2 separate regions of the Homo sapiens genome follow, and region 2 is linked to region 1. Evidence: read pairs that join two places in POLR2A ChIA-PET (ENCODE). Cell type or tissue: PC-9. All regions are shown on one strand.

Region 1 (8,000 bases):
GGACTTTGAGACCAGCCTGGCCAAAATGGTGAAACCCCATCTCTACTAAAAATACAAAAATGAGGTGGGCCTGGTGGCACATGCCTGTAATCTCAGCTACTTGGGAGGCTGAGGCAGAAGAATCGCTTGAATCCAGGATGCGGAGGTTGCAGTGAGCTGAGATCGCACCTCTGCACTGCAGCCTGGGGGACAGAGGGAGACTCTGTCTCAAAAAAACAAGTAAACAAAAATTAGTTGGATTTCTGGGTAGAAGATTACTGTTATTTTGCTTAGTAAGCACTTTGTTAAGTATTTAACTTGACATTTGTTAATATGATTGTGTTCAAAATATCAAATTAAGAAACCTTTAACATTATTGGACAGTTAGAATAATTTTACTATTTAAGGTAATAATGCAAATTTTAAATCTTACAGAATATATCACTGATGTCCATTCGAATGACCTGTCTACACCACAGATCCTTCCATCAAATGAAGGTGTTAATCCACGTTTATCGGCAAGCCCTCCTAAATCAGGCAATTTGTGGCCAGGATTGGCACCACCACACAAAAAAGGTAAAACGTTTCTCTTATTCAGTCTCTTTTGCTTTGGGTCTTAGTTTAAAATGATGGTTTTGGTACTTGATAATTTAAAGTGTTAATTATGAAATATGATTTGATCTTTTAAAATTGATAGCATAATTTTACATAGACATGATTAAAAATTTTGTGTGTTGGTACTCTGCTTTTAAAATTTTACATACAGTTGAATTCACTTTTTCTTGTATAGAGCTTTATGAATTTTAACACTTGCAGCATAGATTCTTGTTACCACCACCACAAACAGAATACAGAACAGCTCTAACACCCCAAAGAATTCCTGCATAGTACTACTTTGTAATCAGATCATTTCTCTATTCCTATGTTCTGGCACCCTTGATCCTCTTTTCTTATTGTTTTGCCTTTTCCTAGAATGTCATATAAATGAAATCATATAGTATGTAGTCTTTTGATTTTTTTAAATCTTTTCATATGTAGTCTTTTGAAACAGGTTTGCCTCTCAGGATAATGCATTTGAAATTCAGATATGTTACTGCGTGTCTGAATAGTTTGTTCCTTTTACTACCAAGTAATGTTTCTTTTTTTTTGTTTTGTTTTGAGATGGAGTCTCACTGTCGCCCAGGCTGGAGTACAGTGGTGCAATCTTGGCCCACTGCAACCTCTGCCTGCCAGGTTCAAGCAGTTCTCCTGCCTCAGCCTCCCGAGTAGCTGGGACTACAGGTGCACGCCACCATGCCTGGCTAATTTTTTGTATTTTTAGTAGAGATGGGCCATGCTGGTCTCGAACTCCTGACCTTGTGATCTCCCCACCTCTGCCTCCCAAAGTGTTAGAATTACAGGCATGAGCCACCATGCCCGGCCTAATATCTCATTTTTTATGGGTATACCACTGTTTATTTACCTACTGGTGGACTTTTGAATTGTTTCCAATTTTTGGCAATTATGAATAATGTTGCTCTAAAATTTATGTATAGGTTTTTGTAAGAACATTTTTTCATTTGTCTAGGACAAATACCTAGAAGTGGGGTTACTGGGTTTTATGTTTGTTTAATGCTTATAGTTGTATTAAACTGCCAGACTTTTTACCAGAGTGTCTACCATTTAGTATTCCTTCCAGGTATATATGGGAGTTCCAGTATTATGTTTTCTTAGAAGAAAACATAGGAGAAAGTCTTCATGGCCTTGGGTTAGACAAAGAGTTCTTAAAGACATTAAAAGCATGATCCATTAAAGAAAAAAATTAAAGATTTTTGTTGACAAAGGACATTCAGAGAATGGAAAGATAAGGTTGGATGTATTTATAAATCATATAGCTAGCAAAGGACATGTATCCAGAAATATATAAAGAACTCTTAAAAACTTTAAATAATAGAATCTTTTCTTCAAATAAAGCCTTACCTGGAGACAAAAACAAATAAGTGAAAACAGAATTGCTCTCAAGTCAGGATAGGGAGACCGAACCCCTTCTATTTCATCTTTAGCTTGATGATGACTTTCATCATCTTTCCCTCACTTTCTAACCTCTTCCCCTCTTCTTTTGACTTGTAAAACATTTAAGTAAACATCCCAGTGATGAAGCATTTGTGGTTTTGTGCTAATTTAGAATTTTGTTCATTTTCTCATATGTACATTTATGGTGGCCAAGGATCATTTATACTTTAAAAAAAAAAACAGGCTGGGTGCGGTGGCTCACGCCTGTAATCTCAGTACTTTGGGAGGCTGAAGTGGGTGGATCATGAGGTCAGGAGATCGAGACTATCCTGGCTAACATGGTGAAACCCTGTCTCTACTAAAAATACAAAAAAATAGCTGGGCGTGGTGGTGGGCGCCTGTAGTCCCAGCTACTTGGGAGGCTAAGGTAGGAGAATGGCATGAACCCGGGAGGCAGAACTTGGCAGTGAGCCGAGATCGCACCACTGCACTCCAGTGTGGGCAACAGTGCGAGACTCCACCTCAAAACAAAAAAACAAAAAAAAACAACAAATATCTTAAGCCTTGTCTGCTTAGTTTCTTTTATTTTTTTAATACTTATGCTCTTTTGAAGAGTATTTTGAAAATTTTCAACACAGTAATTTTTACAGTTTAAGGATTCTAGAGATCATATACAAGTAAGATTGACAAGACAAAAAAAGATTCCAGAGAAAAATGTTAAAGGAGCTGCTTTGATTTTTTTTTAATGTTTTTCAATCCTAGCTCAGTCTGCATCTCCAAAGAGAAAAAAACAGCACAAGAAATACAGAAGTGTTATTTCAGACATATTTGATGGAACAATCATTAGTTCAGTGCAGTGTCTGACTTGTGACAGGGTGAGTATGAGGGTATTAGAATACACAGAAAATTCGTGTCAAATGATTTTTAAAAATGTGACAAGATGATGTGAAAAGTTTAATTCCTTCTCTTTGCTATTGATGAGCATACATGCATTTATTGTGTTTACATCAACACAAATTTGATTCTAGGTGTAGAATTTTTTTTGGAAGTAGCAGCATCCTGTTTAAAGGATGGTGACCCATCATTGGACAGGCACATATTATCCTTCGTCATCTATTTTGGTTACATATAAAGGTGAGAAGTTGCTCAGCAACAAGAATTGGTAACACCTGCATATTCTCCCAGGCTGATGAAATTTGTATACTGGGAATCTGTTGATATTCACAGGTACAAAGCTGTGAATGTATCTCTTACATTTGGTCATATATGGTTTGTAAATATTTTTCCATGTTTAGGATGGGACTCAGATACTAAAGGTAGTATCAAATTCATAGACAATAACAAAGCATACATTAAAATCATCATGAATTTTTTAATAACACTTCTTCAAAGTTTCTTTGAGCTTTTCTTAAGTACAGTTTTACTTTAGTGCAATGATGAATATGAAATAACATCTCAAAAACAAAAAGAAGATTTCAATTATTGTGTTAGAATCTCAAGTCAAATCTAAGAACTTTCAATCGGGTCGTTTTAATGTAGGTTATTTTGGTACTAAATATTTAAGTGGAATTATCAGGCATGTTTTTAGCTATTTAAAATTAGATGCCAGATTTTGTCTCACCCTTTTAAAAAAATATTTTAAAACTACCATCAAAGGTCAATTTTCAAAAATAAATACAATAGTGCTTAAGAGTTTGGACCTCAAGATGCAGTGGCTGGATTTGGGGTGTTTAATGCTGCAGTGTCTGTGATTGTAATGGGGATGCTAATACTACTGCACAGGACTTACGTGAAGATACCTGGTACAGAGCAAGTGTGTTTTGTTTTTTGTTTTTGTTTTTTTTTTTGCTATTATGACTATGAAAGCAGTTCAATTTGCGTGTTTTTTTTTGTTTTTTGTTTTTTTTGCTTATTTAAACATGCTTTGATCTTTAGAGTCTAAAATCTAACCTTGGAAATGTTTTACTGCATTATGTTCATCCCATTTTTAAAACACAAAACAATTTTAGGTGTCTGTAACCCTCGAGACCTTTCAAGATCTGTCCTTGCCAATTCCTGGCAAGGAAGACCTTGCTAAGCTGCATTCATCAAGTCATCCAACTTCTATAGTCAAAGCAGGATCATGTGGCGAAGCATATGCTCCACAAGGGTGGATAGCTTTTTTCATGGAATATGTGAAGAGGTATGTATTTATTTTCTTTGTATTACATGATTGTTAAACCTGCTGTTTCTGCTGTACTGGCAGAACACTTCCTTTTTTTTCTATCAATGATGTTTCAGGTTTGTTGTCTCATGTGTCCCTAGCTGGTTTTGGGGTCCAGTAGTAACCTTGCAAGATTGTCTTGCTGCCTTCTTTGCCAGAGATGAACTAAAAGGTAAGAAATATAATATCTATGGCTAAATTTTTGTAGGTAAATCTAAAATACTAGTGGGACTAAATAATAAAGTGTATTCATAAAAGCTCAGTTTTAAGACAGCTTAATAGTACATTCACATATTGGCATTCGGTTAGTGTCTACCTTGATAATATAAATATAACAAGAAAAATCACATCCTGAAGGAATTCATGTGAATTCCTGTAGTATAAGACAAATGATAAGTGAAATGTTTTAAAGCTGTTCTGAGATCCATAGAAGGGCAAACTCAACCAAAATAATGGACTTATTTGTGTGTCTGTAATTGTGAACTACTCCATATCATTTAAGGTCATTCACTATTTTTGTGTGTCTAGCACCTTGCTTGGACATATGACAGGCAGTCAGTAAGTTTTGTTCAATGAATAAATGGAAAAGATATTATTTGAGGTAGGTCTTCAATGTTGGCAGGAGTTAAGGGAGGGGAAGGTAAACAGTAACCTGATTCATGAGCATAGATTAAAAAAATGGAACCTTGTTTTTCTGTGCTGGGAGGTCAGCATGGGGCAAAATCAAATAATTACAGGACCATAATAAGCAATTTGCTGTTAATTTGAAACCAATGCCAGATCTGTTTTATTTGCAGGTGACAATATGTACAGTTGTGAAAAATGCAAAAAGTAAGTGACATTGACAGTGCTTTTAATTGCATGTTGTGTATTTTTCTTGGTTTTTAGAATTGGGTATGTGGAGTTAAATTTGCCACTGTATTTAGAAAAATGTAGGCCAGAAAGGTTTATCCTAGTAATAATAGAGATTAGCTGTTTTGTGAAACAAATGTGAGGTAAAAATTTGACAAATTTAATAGGCTTATTAAGATGTGAGAGAGTATATTTTGAGGGATGAAATCTGTATGTGATTTTGCATAAAACGTTTTCCTAAATAAGGCAATATTTTCTTCTGAATTACCATTTTAACAGGCTAGATTCAGGAAGTGAAAGGTACAAAGTTTCATATCCACATAAAATTCCTAAAGGTTATACCGACTTCGATGTTATCTGCTGTTAACAATGGCATACGAGAAAGACAGCTAAAGTCTGATTTTGTTTACATCTACTACCAGCTGCCTTTTTCTGTCTTGTAATCAATTTAGACTTTTAATGCTTCTTAGTGGTAAGTCAGAAAAAAGTGTTGGAAGACTTGGTGAAAAGCAACTATTTGTGAGGCAAAGTGAACTGGAAATTTCTTCTCAATCTCTGTAATAGGAATGCAACGGCTTGCTAATAAGATCTGGGATAATACAGACTTCTAGTTCTTGGCAGTAACCTAAAGGAAACATTGATCTGCAACTGATCATGACATGACAGAAAGGAATGGTATACTATTTGGTTGATAAAGATGAAAAAGCTGACTTCTACTTTTGGAGAAAGTATCACTTTGTTCTTGAAGCCCTAGCTGACTGCTGAAAAGGAAGTTGGCTTGGAAGGGGATTGTTCCTTGTAAAGCAAAGCATACTAAGAAAAAGATAACAGTGAAGATGGAAAAGAACCTTGCATCTACCTCCATATTCAAAGTAGAGATCTGTCAAATGTATATTAATTTTGATTATATAATAATAACCATCCTTTATCTTTTTTTCCACATGTAAGAATAAAGGTTTTTTTTTTTTTTTTTTTTTTTTTTTTTCATTTGAGACATAGTCTCATTCTGTCGCCAAGGCTGAAGATTCAGTAGCATGATTACAGCTCTTTGCAGGCTCAGCTTCCTGGGCACAAGCGATCCTCCTGCCTCAGCCTCTCAAGTAGCTGGGACTACAGATGCATGCCACCATGCCTGGCTAATTTGTATTTTTTGTAGAAATGGGGTTTTGTCATGTTGCCCAGGCTGTTTGTGAACTCCTTGGCTTGCATGATTTGCCAACATTGGCCTCCCAAAATGCTGAGATTACAAGCGTGAGCCACTGTGTCCGGCCAAGACTTTTTTTTTTTTTTTTTTCTTGAGAGGGAGCCTTGCTCTGTCGCCCAGGCTGGAGTGCAGTGGTGTGATCTCGGCTCACTGCAACCTCTGCCTTCTGGGTTCAAGCAATTTTCCCTGCCTCAGCCTCTTGAGTAGCTGGGATTACAGGTGCCCGCCACCACACCCAGCTAATTTTTGTATTTTTAGTTGAGATGGGGTTTTGCCATATTGGTCAGGCTGGTCTTAAACTCCTGACCTCAGGTGATCTGCCCACCTTGGCCTCCCAAAATGCTGGGATTATAGGCGTGAGCCACGGTGCCTGGCCAAGAGTTTGATATGTTGACTTGAACTACAAATTTTATAAAACTGAGGTTTTGCTTTATCTGGTTTTACTTAATATCTAGATGTTTTAAAGGCATAGCCACACCACAGACAGTAGCACATTTGTTAAAACAAAACAATTTTCATCAAAGAGTTATACAGCTCTCTAAATTTTTGATTACCGATATCTTGGTTTAAATTACTATTGTTATTTTTTGAGATGGAGTCTTGCTCTGTCCCCAGGCTGGAGTGCAGTGGCACGATATTGACTCACTGCAGCCTCTGCCTCCTGGGTTCAAGTGATTCCTCTGCCTCAGCCTCATGAATAGCTGGGACTACAGGCGTGCGCCACCATGCCCGGCTAATTTTTTGTATTTTAGTAGACATGGGGTTTCACCATGTTGGCCAGGATGGTCTCCATCTCCTGACCTTATGATCGGCCCGCCTTGGCCTCCCAAAGTGCTGAGATTACAGGCGTGAGCCACTGCGCCTGGCCAGTTTAAATTATTTTTTACAATAAGGGACTCCAGTGTTTTGATTAAGATATTTAATGTATACATGTAACGTAATTCAGTGGCAAGTATTTCTAGTCTGATATCTTTTGTCTCTGCATTTTCTTTCTTTCTTTCTTTTTTTTTTTTTTTTTTTGAGGCAGGGTCTCACTCTAGCCCAGGCTGGAGTACAATGGTGCGATCTTGGCTCTCTGCAAACTCCGTGTCCCGGGTTCAAGTGATTCTCCTGCCTCAGCCTCCTGAGTATCTGGGACTACAGGCATGTGCCACCATGCCTGGCTAATTTTGTATTTTTAGTAGAGACGGGATTTCACCATGTTTGCCAGGCTGGATCTCTGCATTTTCTAAAAGATTTTTGTTGCAAATTTAAATATACTAAGTTTTTTTGTAGACTAATTGATTTTCTCTTTTCTCCCCTTAGGTTGAGAAATGGAGTGAAGTTTTGTAAAGTACAAAACTTTCCTGAGGTATGGGCATTATTTTAATTCAACTTATATTGTGTGGTAGGAACATAAAGTATTAATGTAACAAAATGTAGTAATAAATTCTCTTTGCTTGGTTGAAGAATTGAATGATTGCTATGCATGCCTTTTTAAGATTATTCAGTTTTAAAATATTGAGTTAAATACCGTAAGTGCCCTTTAACAATGTGCTGTGTTGAACAAAGTTTAATCATACTTGCAGGATCTTGCCAGGTCTAAAGTGTAAAATTAGAAAAACAAATAGCAGTGAACTTAGAAAGTACCATGTTTCACCATTTCCATATTTTTAACATCTCTGGAAGCAGGTTATAATTGCAGATCAATACTTAACCTTGACACTTCAGTATATATTGAATAGACTGCTTTATCTAGCATTTAAAACGAAATAAAAATCTAAATAACTT
Region 2 (8,000 bases), 210 kb after region 1:
AGTGTGGGAACAAGGTGGCCACTCTGGAGAAGTGGTGCTTCCAGGTAAATGACTAAGGGGTGCAAGTGGCTGAGCTCCTGAAAAGGCCATCAGGGCTTCTGTGGCTGGATTTACCTGGAAATGCTTTTCCTGGGATGGTTGGGAGCCCTCCATGTGGAAAAGATATTTTCAGACTTGGCTTACAAGGCAAAAATGCCATGTTCCAATTATTTTCTTCCTTTAGCATCCTGCTAATATGACTATTACAGTTTTTGTTCCTCTAAAATGTTATTTAATAAATCTCGACACAAAGGCAATTAAAAATCTTCAGCTCAAATTAACAACAGCTGTGTGTTGAACAGCAGCCGCTGCCCCAGTTAGAAACTTTCGTGGGAGCAACAGCTGCAAATTTTTAGCATTCTTTGGCCAAATGGCGCAGGCACTGTGGAATTTTAAGTAATCTACACAATAGCTTGATTCTTCCCTTGGCTCCAAACTGAAAAACAAAGTGATTTTATCACTGCAGTGAAAGCACAAAAACTGCTGGTAGAAACATAAATTTTCATATACTGCCACCGACATATCTTTGAGGTCTTAACTTATGACTTTTAAATAAAAAAACAATGGGGCCTTGATATCCCTCCAGGATAATTTGTTACCCGGCAAAAGATATTTTGAGGAACCGCATCTCAGAATGAGTGGGCTGTGTCCTCTGGTGGCAAGACGACTGATGACAGACAGGAGCTGTCACATTTACTGTCATCTCACTCATTTTTAGTGTACCATTACCCAAGGCTCGAACCCCTGAATAAGCCCATACACCATACCACGTGATATGATTCACAAAGAGATTGTGGAATATGAGATTCTATTTTGAAGTTGTCTGTGAATACCTCAAAAAAAGGTGGAAAAATGTAAAAAGCGTTCCCTGTGAGGCCAAAGGTGCTATATATTGTGAAAAGTGCATGTACTGTGAACGCCCAATTTGCATCTGAGTAAGTCATTTCCCTACAGGTCTCGACAGCATTGCCACAGAAGGAAGGGAGGGGAGAGACTGTATGGGAATTGCCAGCCCAGGGAGTCTAAGTCTGCCTTCTCTTCGGTACCTGGTGTTCTTTGAGAAGTAGAACTGAAACCATCTGCATCACCTCGGCATGCCCACGTGGGTCACGTTTTCCAGTTTGCTTTGTATTGACAGGAGCAATCCTCTCCTGTGAGATAGCTCCTGGATTCAGCATCCTGAGCTGGACTCCTTAAGATAAGGACCAGCCTCCGCCTCCCAGGTTCAAGCGATTCTCCTGCCTCAGCCTCCCGAGTAGCTGGGACTACAGGCGAGTGCCACCACTCCTGGCTAATTTTTGTATTTTTAGTAGGGGCAAGGTTTCACCACGTTGACCAGGCTGGTCTCGAACTCCTGACCTCAAGTGATCCGCCCACCTCGGCCTCCCGAAGTGCTGGAATTACAGGTGTGAGTCACTGGGCCTGGCCTAAAATGACTTTTGTTGACATTTTATTGCATCTTACTAACTCCAGGATGTTACCTGGAATTAAGCATGAAGTTAATTAACACAGCTCTTTTTAAAGAAACATCTATTGGACAGCTAGAATGGGTTTGACACTGCTAAGCACTAGAAATAAAAAGACCCAGAACTGGGTCTTTTCCATCAGAGAGGTCACAATCTAGTGGGGAGGATGGACAGGGGAACCATCATCACAGCAGTGTGATAGGTTCTATGAGTGGGGGCTGTAAACACCATCGCAGAAGCACTGGCTGGGACTCCTTAGGAAGGGGAAGGGTAATTAATCACCTTTGCCAGCACAAGGAAAGTGTGGGAAAGATGGCATAAGGCTGAGCCTGGTGTCTTCAGTAATGGAACTTGGAGCATGAAAGGGCTCTGCATCTGCACAGGGGTGGAAGTGGAGGAGTATGAAGTATCATGAAGGGCACGGGATGGGTGATCTGACAATCAACACTGGTTCCACCACTTACTAGTCACGTGGTTATAGAGCAATCTTTTAATTTCTCTGAATCTTAGTTTCTTATCTGTAAAATGGGGGGAAATAATCACCAACTTTCTGCCTCATTCCACTTTAGGGTCTCCCTCCTCATCTCCCATACCTGATCAGTTGCCAAGCTCTGTCAAGTCTACATTTGAAAAGTCTCCAGCTTCATCCATATCCCTACAAAGGACATGAACTCATCATTTTTTATGGCTGCATAGTATTCCATGGTGTATATGTGCCACATTTTCTTAATCCAGTCTATCATTGTTGGACATTTGGCTTGGTTCCAAGTCTTTGCTATTGTGAATAGTGCCGCAATAAACATACGTGTGCATGTGTCTTTATAGCAGCATGATTTATAGTCCTTTGGGTATATACCCAGTAATGGGATGGCTGGGTCAAATGGTATTTCTAGTTCTAGATCCCTGAGGAATCACCACACTGACTTCCACAATGGTTGAACTAGCACATGTACCCTAAAACTTAAAGTATAATAAAAAAAAAGTCTCTGAAATTTGTCCCGTTCCCCCAAATGTCAACAAAAATGTTCCTATTCCCATCTCTCTGTTAAAATATTGGTGCTTGGCAAAAGCTATTTACAATGAAGGGGGGTTATACACCTCTATAGCTCTTCCTGAGTTACGTTGTCTGGCACATCAAGGTTTAAATTAAACATAATCCAAAGTCAGTAATGAATTTGGGAACTAGCCATTAATTCCAGACTTCCAGGCCACTTGCAGGTACTTAAGATATACCCGTGTGTGCACGATCTCTCTCTCTCTCTGTCTCTCTCTCTCTCACACACACACACATACGTATATATGTGACAGCGTATGTGAAGATATACGTATCTAGTTTAGAACTCAACGTTTATTTTCTCTAAGTTTCAAAGCAGAGAGAACAGTATTGTCTGGGTTTAATTGCTATCAACAAAGCTTTCTAGGCTTTAATTCCTATTCCACCCCAGTCTGAGAGGTATTTAAGCCTCCTCAGCACCAATGACCTTCATCACTAACCCAATTTCAGCCCCCTGCAGCTCTAGCTGAAACTGAGCGTTCGTTATTTGGATCTATTCTCCCACTCTGATAGCATCTTTCTCTCCCTTTCACTTTTCCCTTGACCTCACTTCTCAACTTGTTCCTTGCTGTCGTTATGACCTCACAGGGTTGGCCCATTCCCTTTGAGCTCCACTTACCTCCCTAGCTAGCTGGACGCCAGCCCCTTTCTAGCAACTTTGAATCCTTTGCCCTACTTCAGTTCTATGGAACCTGCCGTGTCACCATCAGCCTGCTCTCCCTGCCCAGGCCACCATAGGCTTTATTTGCATCTACTCTGGGCTGCTAAGAGTTCCCTTGAGAGAGTCCAAAAACTGAGCCAACTGAGTCATGCTATCTAACTTCATAATAGTTTTTAATGCTTCTTGGCAAATATCCTTCTTTCTCCTGGTATCAAGTTGGACATCAATTGGATGTCCATGAATGGATGCTAATATTTCCCACTGTCCTTCAACACATCCTCATTCCTCTCACTCTTAACATTTTTAACCCTCTTACTCACTAAGATGAAGACTGTCTCATTTCCTCAGCATTTTCAAAACATTGATGTTTCTATCCTTTGCCCTCCATCCTTCTTTATCCTGTTTGGAAAACTTTATGCCATTTAGCTTAAGGCTAATTTCTCTGCTTTGGCTCCCATAAAATACATACATATATTACAGATAACTTGATACCCTCTTTTTTGTCCAGATGAAATTTATTTCTCTTGGTTGGCAGCTTCTTTTCTGTGTAATGTCATGCTCAGTTTTCCCCAGTCCACACAATAAGGATCAGAATTATTATCTGTAAAATGAGGCAGTTACTGTTGGTGATGGTTAGAAACCTTTCTAGCTTATTCCTAGTAAAATTCCATAATCTTACAAAGGTTGGATGCAGCTTTTTTTATACTGTGGTACTATTTTACCAGCTATTGTGGTACTATATATATGATTTCCCTGCTTTGGCCCCGTAAAATATAAATATGAATATAAATAAAATAGAAATATATATAATGTAAATATATATATTATATTTTACAGGAGACAAAGCAGGGAAATTATATACATATAAAATATATTAATAGATAAAGCATATGTATGTACAGATACATGTATCTAGTTTATATGTATGATATATATTATTTACTTAAAATTTTGTCTTCCTTATTAGGCTCTATGGTATCTGAGTATGGGATCTGGGTCTGCTTTGCTCGTCATGGTGCACAAACACAGTGCCTGAAATATAATAGACACTTTATAATAGCAGCTGAAAGACTAAAAAATTTAATGATAAATGGATCCTCTCCTGCCTGTTCCAAGAACTTGACGCTCTCTTTTTTGTCCATATGAAATATATTTCTCTCGGTTGGCATCTTTTCTTCTGTATAACATCAGCTCGGTTCTCCCTAGTCCAAATGAAAATATTTCTACCATTGCGTGTGTCCTCTGAGTTATCTTTGTATTCTTTTTCTTTCTTTCTTTTTCTTTTTTTTAGCAGCGGAAAACTGCCTGTTTCCATTTCTTCTTCATTTATTGACTCCCTATCCTCTTGGAAACTATCTCATACCTCATCACATTCTGAAATTGCTCTTTTATAGTTCAACAGTGATTGCATATTTGTCATATTACTTTTTGGCTTGCTTCTAGTCTTTGATACCTTTGACTCTGTAACACCAACGACCAACATCTCAAAATTCTCTCTTTCTCTGGCCTCTAGCACACACAGTTTGCTCACGTTCTCTTCCTTTCTTTGCCAGGCTGAAGCTCGCAGAGGGCAGAAACCACTTCACTTAGGCTGGCATCCCCACAGAACCTGGCCCAGTGTCATAGACAATTGTTAACAAGAGCCAGTGTCCAGGAGCCTGTGGCCCCACAAAAATGACAACTCTGCTCCTTTCACATAAAAGGATCACTGGACCCAAGGGCTTGAGTTCCAGGTTCACACCTCAGGCCATTCTCCATCTGGTTAGATGACTTTGATCAAGTCACATATCTGCTCTGAGCTTCAACCTCTTCAGTTACAAAATGGGGGTGGTCACAATACCTGTTGGTTGTGAGGACAAAATAATGCATGTGAATCTCTTGGATTGGTAGCTGGCAAAGTGAAACACACAATAAACATCATAATTATTATCTGCAAAATGAGGCAGCTACTGTTGGTGATGTTTAAAAGTCTTTCTAACTCTTTCTAACTTACTCCCAGTAAAATTCCATGAGCTTACAAAGGTTGGACACAGCAGTTTTATATCCTGGTACTGTTTTAACACCTTTAAAGGTGCATAGCCTTCCCAGTTACAGCTTGTGAGAGGATCAAATATCTTTTGCAAATCAAACTATCTTATTTCTAATCTTCATATTTTAGAAATCTATCATATTTCTGCCTGTTGAAATATTTCTTTCTCCCTAAATGAAAATAGGTCCCTATGTTGGGTTAAGGTTTTTGTGACCGAATGACTCTTTTCTGAGAAAAATTATTATGCCATCAGATCATGAACTGACCGTGCCCTAAGAATGATCCTCAACCATTCTGGGCCCATGGGTCAGTTGAAACCTTCTCCATCTGGGAAGAGCTGCATCACTGTGCCAAGCTTCAGCAGGCTGTTGCTGGGAACTGACACTCTTGGACCGAAAACAATTGAGATAAATAGATCTTTATCCTCAAAGACAACATCTTTATTAGTTCTGAAAAGCACTGACTGCTTCAGGTTATTTGGTGAATATGTGGAAATATGCCAGGGTCAGCTGAAGGTTATATGGAAAAACTTTAAATGGGACTGGGAATGTCTTGATAGCAGAAACCATGCCTTATTTATCAGTGCCCGTGTATAGTATATCAGTGAATGAATGATGGACTATCTGTGAGCTTCACAGAGGCAACCCTGTACATGACAAGAAAGTCAATTAGGGGACCTTGGCTCTTGACCACTCCTGCTTTGAACTAGTCGAGTGATTCTGGGAGAGTCACTTTGCCTCTTTGGGTGCTAGCTTCTCTGTCTGTAAAGTGAAGAAGCTGAATTAAATGAGTGGCTTCCTGTGTTAGATTGTATTACTTTCTTAAATATCCCAGCTTTCCTTCCATAGTGCTTCTCCCCATGCCTGTGGAAGGATTACTCATCCCCACCTTCTTCTTTTTTTTTTTTTTGAGATGGAGTCTCGCTCTGCCGCCAAGGCTGGAGTGCAATGGCATGATCTTGGTTCACTGCAACCTCCGCCACCAGGGTTCAAGTGATTCTCCTGCCTCAGCCTCTCGAGTAGCTGGGATTACAGGCACCCACCACCACACCTGGCTGTTTTTCGTATTTTTAGTAGAGACGGGGTTTTGCCACGTTGGCCAGGCTGGTCTCGAACTCCTGACCTCAGGTGATCCACCCACCTCAGCCTCCCAAAGTGCTGGTATTACAGGTGAGAGCCACCGTGCCCAGCCTGCCCCAAACTTCTTGAAGTTAAGAGTTCCAAGGGACTTGTTTTGGTCAATGAAATGTGGGCAGAGGTGGATGTGTACTGGTTTGGAGCAGAGGTTTTTACGCCCAGCACATGGTATGCCAGGTCTTTTCCCTTTGCCATGAGACTGGTAATGTTTCGGCTAATAAGGGCTCCATCAGCATGGTTACCAGAGTGAAGCTGGGGAGTTGTTTGGAAAAATTCCTGAATTAGCAGATCTGTACATCTCTGGGCTGAGGCTTGGGAACTTATAGTTTTAGAAAATTCCCCAGGGAAAGTGTACAGACATCTGCAATTTACTTGGAAGTGGACAGGAAAAAGAGATGTACTGATGGATGAATAGAGGGACAGATAAATAACAAGACAAGATATACAGGTTGGAGCACTCCTTATCTGAAATGCTTGGGATCAGAAGTGTTTTATATTTTAATTTTTTTTTATTTTGGGATACTTGCATTATACTTACTAGTTGAGCATCCCAAATCCTAAAATTCAAAATCCCAAATGCTCCAATGAGCAGTTCCTTTGAGCGTTACGTTGGCATGCAAAAAGATTAGGACTTTGGAACATTTTGGATTTTGGATTTTTGGAGTAGGGATACTCAGCTTGTAGTAAGATGTTGATTGAAGACTAGGTGGTGGGTATACAAGTGTTCACTGTAATATTCTTTCAGCTTGCTGTATGTTTGAAATATTTTCATAATAAAAAAGGATAATTCCCCAGGTGATTCTGATGGTTAGCCTGATTTGGAACTTCTAGATTAGATAATCTAAGGAAGGCAATTTGCTGTGAACTCTCCAATGTCACTGCAGGAAGTCTTTGTTGATTTTTCTTTTTATATTTACAACGTAATAATGCTAAGATAATGGTTCTATCATGAATGAATAATTATTATGATGGTTAATAAAAATCCTTATTGCCTTATCAAAATCAGGGCCATACCTCTCTCTTGCAGATGAGAGGAATTTTTGGTTTTCTCAGCATAAAGCTGGAGAGAATAGTAGGGGAACTGTGGCCTATTTCACACCAGTGGTATAGTTGAGAGACCAAATATGTTTGAGAAGTCATTGCAGACTACTCAGATAAAAGTCACAATACTTTTGGCTTGATATTTTATCTAATAAATATCTGTTTTATGTGTTCTACTTGTAATTATTTAATTCTTACAACAGCTATTTGAAACAGGTGCTGTTTGTAATCCTATAACAAGATGAAGAAACCATGCCAAGGGCCAACTGTGTCCTGGTACCATTAAACTCTACAGCCTCTCATATGTGGGGCACTTCTGGCCTGTCTTTCTGGAAATCAGACAGACCTCCTTTGGGAAATGCACTGCACAGCCTGCAGTTGACTGGAATGGTCACTGGGAGCTGGGCTTTCATCATGGCCCCGTCAGGTGGCCAGATAAAATACAGGACACCCAGTCAAATCCTGCATGAGACTTAGACTAAAGGCCATGTCACTGTTTATCTAAAATTCAAATCTAACTATGGCTCTTGTATTTTCATTTGTTAAATCTGGCAACCTTATCAGGCCCCATTAT

Evidence for each region. Peaks named below come from ENCODE experiments on the same cell type or tissue, not always from the same donor. Only the 100,000 strongest peaks of a DNase experiment are listed, where the experiment ranks them.
Region 2: POLR2A ChIA-PET joins it to region 1 with 6 read pairs; 2 of 35 experiments call an interaction of 5 or more read pairs at or near these places.

Annotation. Positions count from the first base shown.
Region 1 is chr1:77,718,177-77,726,176 of GRCh38, reverse strand. USP33 (ubiquitin specific peptidase 33) reads left to right here. Exons shown (of 24, transcript NM_201624.3): 11 at 415-555; 12 at 2,734-2,846; 13 at 3,981-4,153; 14 at 4,252-4,346; 15 at 4,972-5,005; 16 at 7,536-7,581. Among named protein-coding and RNA genes, the nearest start is that of USP33, 38 kb to the left of the region's middle. In PC-9, no CTCF peak of the experiment used is centred here; no DNase peak of the experiment used is centred here.
Region 2 is chr1:77,507,025-77,515,024 of GRCh38, reverse strand. All of the region lies in intron 10 of AK5 (adenylate kinase 5), which reads right to left. Among named protein-coding and RNA genes, the nearest start is that of ZZZ3, 170 kb to the left of the region's middle. RefSeq lists an enhancer at 1-680. In PC-9, no CTCF peak of the experiment used is centred here; a DNase peak (open chromatin) is centred at 3,474; H3K27ac peaks cover 406 bases.